Regions from separate parts of the Mus musculus genome. Here region 2 is linked to region 1. The links are chromatin loops, found by intact Hi-C in ENCODE. Cell type or tissue: left cerebral cortex. All regions are shown on one strand.

The links. Hi-C counts contacts between places; a loop is a spot of excess contacts. Peaks named below come from ENCODE experiments on the same cell type or tissue, not always from the same donor. Only the 100,000 strongest peaks of a DNase experiment are listed, where the experiment ranks them.
Region 2: it touches region 1 in a loop (10-fold over the local background); 5 of 42 quality-filtered maps call a loop at or near these places.

Annotation. Positions count from the first base shown.
Region 1 is chr10:40,681,604-40,686,603 of GRCm38, reverse strand. Mettl24 (methyltransferase like 24) reads right to left here and starts at 3,322. Exons shown (of 5, transcript NM_177793.3): 1 at 2,940-3,322. The coding sequence starts at 3,248. It also overlaps a transcript of Ddo not described here. In left cerebral cortex, a CTCF peak has its summit at 2,898; DNase peaks (open chromatin) are centred at 2,836, 3,368, 3,949, 4,517 and 1 more place; H3K4me3 peaks cover 1,426 bases; H3K27ac peaks cover 4,397 bases.
Region 2 is chr10:40,841,910-40,846,909 of GRCm38, reverse strand. It overlaps Cdc40 (cell division cycle 40), which reads left to right. Exons shown (of 15, transcript NM_027879.2): 9 at 1,904-1,949; 10 at 3,767-3,868. Among named protein-coding and RNA genes, the nearest start is that of Cdc40, 39 kb to the left of the region's middle. In left cerebral cortex, no CTCF peak of the experiment used is centred here; DNase peaks (open chromatin) are centred at 2,198 and 2,849; H3K27ac peaks cover 3,062 bases.

The DNA.
Region 1 (5,000 bases):
TCAAGCAATTAAAATAAAATAATAAAGTTAAAATACATAAAAGTTCCATGGGTAAATTCCAAATTCTATTTCCTTTTATTAATGGTGCATCACCTTAAATTATACCTTGCTTTGTGTGGCTCAAAAGAAACAAAGTTTATCCCAGGATATAAGATGGTGAACTCCATCCCCATAAATCAGAACACAGATGGAGTAACTGCCCTTTCCAGTTTTGAGGAATATTTTAACTCAGCTGTGAAAGACTGGCAAAGTGAAACAAATCCAAAATCCTGTTTAGGAACTTAGTGAGATGAGATAAATATTCTCATAATGAGTATAAGAATGCTTACTATGAAGTAAGTAAAGTTTATAATCTTATAATTGTAATTACATATATTTATATATGAAATATATAGCTTATATATAAAATATATTTGTAAATTTATAATTTCATTATAAATTTATAATTTCAAAAATCTCATATAAAATAAGTTACTAACTATGGAGAAGATAATCTAAGTAAGGCAAATGTTCCCATGAGAGGCTAATAACAATTTTTTTACAATAGTGATAAGCCTTACTTTTTATAAAGACATTTAGAAACTCAAGAAGTAGCTGTATCCACCTTTCACATGTTAGTGTCTCCGGAGTTTACCATGGTAACCATGGGAAATGAAATCCCTCCCAACGGAGAATACTTTGTTCAGACAAAGCATCCCATCTGAAATGGATTCTCAGGTCTCCGCAGGAACAAAGCAACTCAAACTCACAGAAGGCATTGCTGTCCGTTGCCATCACAGGCTGCAGAGAGATCGGCATGGAGATAGGAGTGGGTTCTCAGTGAACCTTGACCTAAGTGTCTGAAGTAGGAATGGGCAGAAGATTGACAAGATGCAGGTTGGAGCGCAGAGCAGGACCGGGATATGGCAAAAGAATGTAAATACTCTGTAACAGTTTACACTTGAGGAGCAGCTAACGCTTCAGACAACTTAGAGAAAATAAAAGTTGTTACATTGTGTTTCTAGCATGCTAGACACTAACATTTTCCTTTCATCTTCTTTTTAATTTAATTGTAATGACTGAACCCCAGTACTCAGACTCCTGTCCTGTAAGTCACACTCACCCCCAGTTGACCTCATACCATCTCATAGTTTTAATGCTACTTGCGAGCAATAGCCCCAAATTGCTACTTCAGCCTGGACATTGCCTCTAAGCCCCAGATCAATGTGTCTGAATGTCTATTTGGCATTTCCAACTGAATCACTAAAAGATATTTGAAAGTTATCTGGGGTCAGCACATTCTATCTGTAATCTACCAAAGATAAACAGATAACAGAGATAAACCAAGATAGCTGCTTCTCCCCGTAACTTTCCAACATTCCCCATGTTTGCTACATCTCGCCACCTCCATAGCTACCACCTGCCTGCCATTTTCAGACTGATCTCTGTTCCAGCATCCCACAGGGGACAGAGGTGAACTTCCCACAAACACCCCCAGTGACCCCCTGATTCTATGCATTCCAAACCTAAACACTGTGAGGCAGGCTCTAGTCACCAATAACCTGGAAGACAACCCCTTAGGTCTCCTTAAACAGGAGACAGCAGAAACAAAAGTTGTGGAGAATCACTCAGAAAGGGGAGATTATCAAAGACAGAGTGTTCAAGGGTGTCCACAGAGGAACAAAGGAGGCCAGACTCTTAAAAAAAATATCAAATCTCAGTTCAAATGTCTCCTTTGTTCACTTTTTGATCTTTCTTCATAGGTTCAAGGCCTGAATCAAATTGTATGACTTTCCTGAGCCCCAGACACTTTGAATTCAGTTTGTGCTGGCAGCACTTGACCCAGCATCCAGTGGAAGCCCTTGGCAAGGGTTTTGAAAGCTTAGCACAGCATCATGGGAACTGCATGGACACAGTGAGAAGGAGGTGTCTCTTTTAGAGTAACTAGCTAAGTCTTTATATAGGAGGTGCATTTCGGAGACAGAAAAAAGAGCTGTGTGCGTCCCAGAACATAAGAGAATTGCCTGTTAAGCAATGCCATGTGGGAAGACTGAGCGCAGGGCATATAAAAGTGGGGGAAGAAAATCACTGAAAGTAGTGGGGGTGTTAGAGTAGAGGAGCCAAAGGAAGAGCAGGCTGGTAAATGCAGGGGCCAGCTCGCAGGTGGGGGCTGGGTGCTCAGATGCCATCAAGAAAAACCCGACTCCAGGCAGCACAGCCAGCCTTGCTTCGGAGGATGGCACCGCAGTTGGAAGCAAGAGTGGCAGGTGTAAGGATGTGGCAAGCTCATATATCCAATTCCTAATCTTTTCAGTCCTAGGTACCACAGAGCTCCCAAAAGAAGGTGTAAGGTGAGGCTTCAACAACCAGAGGTTTAAACTGACCTACTCAATGAAGTGCGGGAAGTTAACAAGGCAAGGATCTGGCCCTGGAGCATCCGATTATTTCCCACTAAGTGGTGCTATGGGTTTGGCTTCTCACCCGGTGCCAGTTCCCACTGCTGGGTAGGGACTCTGGGGTCGGAGTGGGTGAAGGGGGCGGTGTCTGGATGCTACTGGAAGGCAGATCTTGACCATCACCTGGATGAGCCTTTCATAGTGTCTACCCATCCGGTTTTGTCCAGGCCTGGGTGGGGAAAACACAATGGCAAGCCATGCCTCCTTCCCTTTCAGCGCCCCCTCCCTTGCTGAAATGGGTGTGGTTGCTTGGTGCTCCTTTCCTAGAAGGAGGTCTGCCACAGTAGGCGCTCAGCAAACGTTAGTTGAATTTGCATGATCCCTGCTCAATTCCACTTCATTCTATAGGGATACTGAGTGAGACTACAGAAAGTTCCAGGGAGAGCTCAGCTAGAAGGAAATAGAAGAGTCTTGAGGTCCCAGTGGCCTGAGCAGAAGGCTCCCTAGCGCCATCTGGGTGCAGGCTCAACTCCAAGGTCCATGTCTGCATGGTTTGCAACTGACCTTCCTGCGGAGAAGCCCGCCCTGGGCACAGCAGCTCGGCTCTGGGGACGTCGTGCTCCCGCCACCCCGGGGCAGCACTCGGCGCCCACTGCGCACGTAGGTCACCTGCCTCCTTCTGGCTCCGCGTGGGGAGCCGGGCGCCGACAGTAGGTGTGTCCGGGGTGGCCCTGGGGAATCGCCGCGGCCCGGGGGTCCCGAGCCCGCGTGGCGCAACTCCATGCAAAGCCGTAGGCCCAGAAGCAGCGCGGCACCGAGCAGCCACCGGGGCAGGGCTCCACAACCACGCCCGGGAGGCTTGACAGTGGCCATGGCGGGGACCTCGACCTCCGGCTGTGCTCTGGGTCCCACCCTCAGCTCCCAGCCGCCTGCAGAGAAGCGTTCCCAACGGACCGGGCTGACAACTGTGGCAACTCCCCAGCGGCCCGCCTTCTTCCCTGCGACCGGGGAGGCCCCGGCGTAACCTTATCCTGCCCAGCCGCAGCAGGAAGAGCGAGGGGCGGTGGGCTAGGCGTGCACCCAGGCTGCCATAACAGGGCTGGGTGTCCTTAGGTGTGACCAGCCTGTAAAGTCTGGCTAGTGGGGAGAGCCAGAGTCAGAATAGAGCACGTTCCTCCGGGGCGCCTGAGCTTTGACTTCATTTGTTGGTGTTAGTATTAGACACAAGGAAAGAGGAGAGGTGAGCCGCCAGGTTTGGCCCCAAAGAAAAAGTTGTCAAGCAGTTTTTGCCACTAAGCATGATATAAAAATAATCATACTTATGCTCAGGTTTACAACTTCTCTCCCTCAAGGGGAGAGAGAGAGAGAGAGAGAGAGAGAGAGAGAGAGAGAGAGAGAGAGAGAGAGAGAGAGAGAGAGAATAGCACTCCGTACAGAGGAGAGAATAGCACTCCGTGCAGAAGAATCAAATTAGTTATTCAGTTTCTAAATTCTGCCCGAAGCCAGCCCATGCTTTCTCCCTCGGTGTTATGAAATGTGTGGGGGTGAAGGGAAGGGAGACAGCCAGCGAAGACATCTGACAGCGGGAAAGAGGGAACAGAAGTTACCATGGAGTGCTGGAAATCAAATTAATTTAGCTCCAAACACACACCTCCCTGCTGCCTGGCAGAAATGCAGAGGGACATATTTATCTCTGGGCAAAACGCTCCCTAGCCGGGATTGCCATTGTCACCTTGACCTTAATTAAAGAAATCTAGATGCTCATAGTTTGGACTCACAAATGGGGTTGGTATCCCACTTTTGTTAGGATTCTTTCCCTCCACCTGTTTAGGGTGACATTGATTTCTAGATTTACATTCAGGTTCTTTGGGATTCTTTTGTTTTTTTTAAACCATGGCCAGATACCCACCCCCAACACACACATGCACGCACACACACATACACACACGCACACATACACACACACACACACACACACAAGCATACATACATGCACATTACACACACACACAAGCACACATACACATCACACACACATACACACACATATGGATATATTTTCCATGCTTCTATGTAGGTTGTCTCTCTCCCTAGCCTGCGACACGGACAACAGAGATCTAGAATGAAGTCTGGCCACCTCCTCATTTGAATGTTGGGATTTTCCATAGGGAGCTCTGCTCTCTGAGATTCCCATTCCTTTTTGGCAGAATTATTCTTTGTCAGAGAGCATTAAACCTGTTTCCCCACAGTCACAGAACTTATCAGCCTAATCCAGTGCATTCCCTGGCCATCACCGGTCCTCAGGGGCTTGGAGGTTTTATTATGCTTGAAAGTATACACACGTGATGGGAATAGACAGACAGACAGACAGACAGATATCTACTTGCCCACCTCCAGGGAAATTGCAGCTAAAAGTCTTTATTAAGATTATAAACTTTCATTCACACAAGCTGAGAGAGACAGCCTCAAATCCTGCAGTTATTTACTTGAACTGTGTTTGATTCACGACCCTCTCATTGAGTGATATGAGACACTAAACAAAATATGTATCTTTTCTGAGCTTCTGTTTTCCTGTGGGAAAATAGACCAATATTTAGGGTTACATATATTGCATAACTATGTTGT
Region 2 (5,000 bases), 160 kb before region 1:
TTAGGATGTAATCCAATCGCTTTGGCATTGGGCACATAAATATTGAATCAGGAATAATGCATTTTTTATGGAGGTTATGGATATGTAACTGAGTGTTTGTTCCTCAGACTGGCTGAGGAAGAAGAGACTATGATGAAAACCCCACACCTAGAGAGTAGACAGTATAATTTCTTTTATCCTTTCCTTTTGAACACTGGGACACCAACCAGCAGTGCCCTTAGCCGTCTCTGTTCTTGGTGCTCTCAGGAAGCGAGCGCCATCTGAACCTTCCTCCCAGACATAGTGAGGCAGGGAAGCGAGCTATCTCTCTTGTCAACCTGATATGAACAGAGCGTCTTTGAAACCTTAAGTTTTAAAGAATAGTTAGTATCATTGTGTCTCTTCTATGTCCAGATCATTGTGGTGGCTCAATAAATACCAATCCTATAGTATTCTTGTGGCTTGGAAGATCAGATCATTAAGGCTTTATCCTTTTTAAATATTGATGAATACTATCAGTATATAAAGCCGCTGCTTTTTTTGTTTGTTTGTTTGGTTGGTTTTTTTTTTTTTTTTTTTTTGGTTTTTTCGAGACAGGGTTTCTCTGTGCAGTCCTGGCTGTCCTGGAACTCACTCTGTAGACCAGGCTGGCCTCGAACTCAGAAATCTACCTGCCTCTGCCTCCCAAGTGCTGGGATTAAAGGCATGTGCCACCACGCCCGGCAAGCCGTTGCTTTTAATAGGAGCAGCCATTTCAGGCATTTGTGACAGAAATGATTTGTCTCTGATTAAAATGGTTTCTCAGAAAATTTCTAATTTTCTCTAACTTTAACTTTATCCATTAAGTTTACAATCTTCCCTAGGGTCAAGGAACAAAACATAAAGTTGAATATAGCGGACATCTATGGATATTAATTTGGAAACTACTATATGCAGAGGGATTATAATATCAAAGGTTTGAAATTCAGACTGTCCCTGGGAACGATCATCTTGATGTAAATCACCGGAAGCCAGGCAGGCACAGGGGCAGGTTCTGTCCTTGGAGAAGCTTGCTGACAGGAAGGCCAAGGAAGGGGCGTGGGGCCGGGAGAGGAGCCCAGTCAGCATGGGTGCTGGAAGGACAGCAGCTCTGTGGCTGTCAGAGCAGAAAGTATATGAGGAAAAACCGACTGCAGTCCTAGGCAAGGGAGCAGGTCCCAGAGGGCCTTGCCTGGCATGGGCAGAACTGAGACCTCTGTCTAGTTAGCATTGGGTGCTCAGAAGTGCTGTCTGTCTTAGAGCACCAGCAACGCTGTCAGGGATGAATGTGAGGGAGGCAAGCGGGCATAGCTTTGAAACCTTTGTATTCATCTGCTTTAGATATGATTAGATTGTGAACCATAGAGTCTATACATGTTACCCAGAAAATATTTTTAAAGACACTTTTCAATATTAAACTGGTACATGGCAGCAGTTCTAATAATATTTAATTGCTTTAAAAATTAGTTTGTTACAAAAAGTAAAAACTGTTCCTCATAGAAGAATACACAAAATATAGAGGAAAAAAATGGTAAGAAAATGAAGGTCCCAGATAAACTGCATGTGTAGCTAAATTGTCTTGAGGCTTTGCTGTAAAAATCTCCTCGAGTGTAAAGAATATGCTTGTACATAACTGCGTCCCAGCTGTGTAACACAGACTGGCAAACTAGGCCGGGTTTAGTAATTAAATCCACTCCACCCACAAAGATGTGTACACACACATAGCTAGCAAATGACTGTTGTTATTTGATAAAAAAAAAAAAAACAAAAAAACTTGTGTTAAGCTTGATATCCCGGGTCTAGAGCTTTGCTCAGGGGCAGAGCGCATTCTTAGTGTACACAAGGTCCAGTTTCTAACACCATAAAGAAAACATTAATATTTTCATGTGTTTTTTATTTTCTCCAGCTATGGGAAGTTTATGGAGACCGGCGCTGTCTGAGAACATTTATTGGTAATATTTCTTTTTCTCACTGCCTATAAATCTGTTTAGGAATGCTTTTGCAAGAAAAATAGCATCAGCAGCAGTAATTTTACTGCCCTGATGTAAAGGAGAGTATGTACAGGCTGAGCTGAGCCGGGAAGGAGTCAATCTCTCTAGACAGGCAAGGAGGGCGAGGAAGGGAGAGAGGTGGAGGCTGAGTGAGCGCCGTGAGATTGTGTGCTGCGCTAGGGACTGCGTGCGTGAGGTAACGATCTGCCAGGGTATAGGGGAGGGACAAATGTGGTTAAAAATAGAAGGGAGGCAGAGTATGGAGAATCATCATGCCACTAATGAAAGAGGCTGCGTCCTGTAATGGCACTGAAGAGCCATTTTTAACAGCCCTTACTAGAAAGTAATGCGATTGGAAGAGAACAAAGATTATGTGGCAGTCTGGAAGATACTCTGATAGACAAGCCTAGAAGGAAGAAAAGAAACCACACAGTTATTTTATTAGTCTCTGTTGAAATGGTGAAAAGAGAAAATGTAATGAGTTCGGTAACAGGATGTGAATGGCACAGAGCAGAAACCCTCGGTGACCCCCAGGTAGCTGTTTAGCAAGGGGAGGGGGGAGGGGGACCTGAGGTTGGACTTGCTGAGTCTGAGCGGCTAGTGAAGCTGTCCTGTAAGTAGTAGCCTTAGGCGAAGCTTTAAAGCCAGGTCAGGAGCTAGCAGCAGAAGTGAGAACCGTGATTGAGAAAGCTCCCTGAAGGTAAGACAGGAACTAAGGAAGGACGGGTGTGCCAGTGGCCTCTCTGGCAAGGCTGTCTATGTCCTTGTCGCTTCTTGTTACTTTTTCCAAATTTAACTGTATCACATTGAAGGGCTGTGGATCACAGTGGCTCTGTTTTTAGATGAAAGTGGGAGTCTGTTCTCCCATGCTGTGCTGCCTGTGTGTGGGTACTCTGTGCAAATAGATACCAAGATACCACACCAGCACACGAGACTTCCAGGGAAACCATTAGCTGTCTCCAGGGGAATCAAATGCCCCGCAGACACAGTGCATTTGATCTCCATTGGCCTCACCTTTCCTGCCAGGACATTCTTCAGAGGGAACTGGAGTTCTAGCTGCTGTGCGGAGGGTCTCCTGGTTGCCATGCGTATTGCCCTGGTGTCTGCTGCCTGACAGGAGTGCTGTGCTAGGGGTGGTTCCAGGAGACAGCCCGGGGTTGACAGTTTGAGCAGTGTACATTTTGTGAGATTATTTGTTTCCTGGTCATAGAGAAAAGATGGGAATTTCTGCCTTGGTTTAAGTGCATTTTACTTTCCTCAGAACTGTGGAAGATGGATTGTGATCAGTGCCCTGAAATTAATTTCGGTTCAGAATAACATCTTTTAGAAAATACAGCTAACACTATAGTTTTGAACTCATTTCTGTGAAATGAAGTAATGAGATCACTGAAGTCCGCAGTACCTGAAGGAGGGCTGCACTCCCTGATCTCGGGTTTGGATCTCTGCTTTTCCTCCCAGCACACTGAGGAAACTGACAGTGCGCCTCCCTCCCAAGCCTCATTAGAACTTCAGGTCTCAGTAAATCCTTGGCTGGGTAGTCATCAGTGTGTGTACTGCATATTAAAAAGATGCCAGGACAAATTAAAAACAAAAACAGACCTTTTCTCTCAGTTCTTACCAAAGCGTTGTGCGGCTCACCCACCTGCAGAACACCTTAAAGGAATAAAAGTGGCTCCTCCCCAGCCTCGTTGTGGGGGGCTTCCTTGAGGGCTCTGTCTAGCTTCCCTTGTGCTGCAGCTCCTCCTCTCTCTCATCTCAGCTTCTGGCTTCACCTCCAGGTCACAGTAAAGCTGTGAGAGACATCTGCTTCAACACTGCAGGAACCCAGTTCCTCAGTGCGGCCTACGACAGGTACCTTAAACTCTGGGACACCGAGACAGGTGAGTGCATCTTACTCTCCCGAGCTGGCATTGCTGTGCACTTCTGTGGTCCCTGGTGAAATGATGCGTCATCCAAACATGCAAACACTGCTTCTCATCGGAAATGAGCTGACAGCACCAGCGTGTTTGTAGACTGGAGCTCATCTGTATAACCAGTGCTCTCCCTAGGACGCACTCCTCTCACCTGGATGGTTACACAGCAAACCCTGAAGGGCAAACAGACTCAATCAGGTGGTTCTGGGTACCATCTGATCGATCTCTGTCCCCCCACATACCCAGTACAGTGCATTGCACAGACCAAAAGCAAGATTTAGTCCAATTGCCCAAATTGATGTTGATGTGAGCTCCTACTTTATGTGATTGGTCCAGTATGGTCCCGTGTGGACCAGGCACTTCTTCAGTGTCCCCAAGGCTAAAAGGTGACCTTCCTATAGCTCTTCAACACTAAGGTGTGCATAAAAGTGCACAAGTGTTCATTGATGTTTTTTAATATAGCAAAGCTATACAAATTTGTTTTAAAGACCACCAAGGTCAAGACATAGAACAGTCCAGCATGCAGTAGGGTTCTTGCACCCTTTCCTACTGTGCACCAATTCCCAGGAGCCACAGTAACTTCTCCGTCACCACAGAGCCTTTGCCAGTTCTTAAATTCATTGTTGATAGAAGCACACCATCTTTTCTCTCTTTCCAACTCATCGCTCACCTTGACACGATGAGCTGCTCGCTCTCTTGGCTTGTACCGGGAGTGCGTTCTGTTCTCAAACTATCCCACTGCAGTGATGTCATTAGGATTTATCTCTATAACTTTTGGGGAAAGTGTGTGTGTGTGTCTTTGTCTGTCCGTGTGTCTGTCCGCTATATTGCCTTGAGGTAGGGTTTCTCACTAAACTGAAAGCTTACCAGTTTTGCAACACTGGCTAGCCAGCAAGCCCCAGAGCTCATGTGTCTCTTTGCCCCCAGCGCTGGGTTTACAGACATGCACAGCCATGCCTGACTGTTGATACGATGCTGGTGATTCAAACACAAGTCCTCACACTTGCACAGAAAACATTCTTACCAACGGAGGCATCTCCCCAGCCCTCTGTGGAAAGTACCGATGTAGTGATTTTAAGAGTCAAGCTGCCCTTCCTCA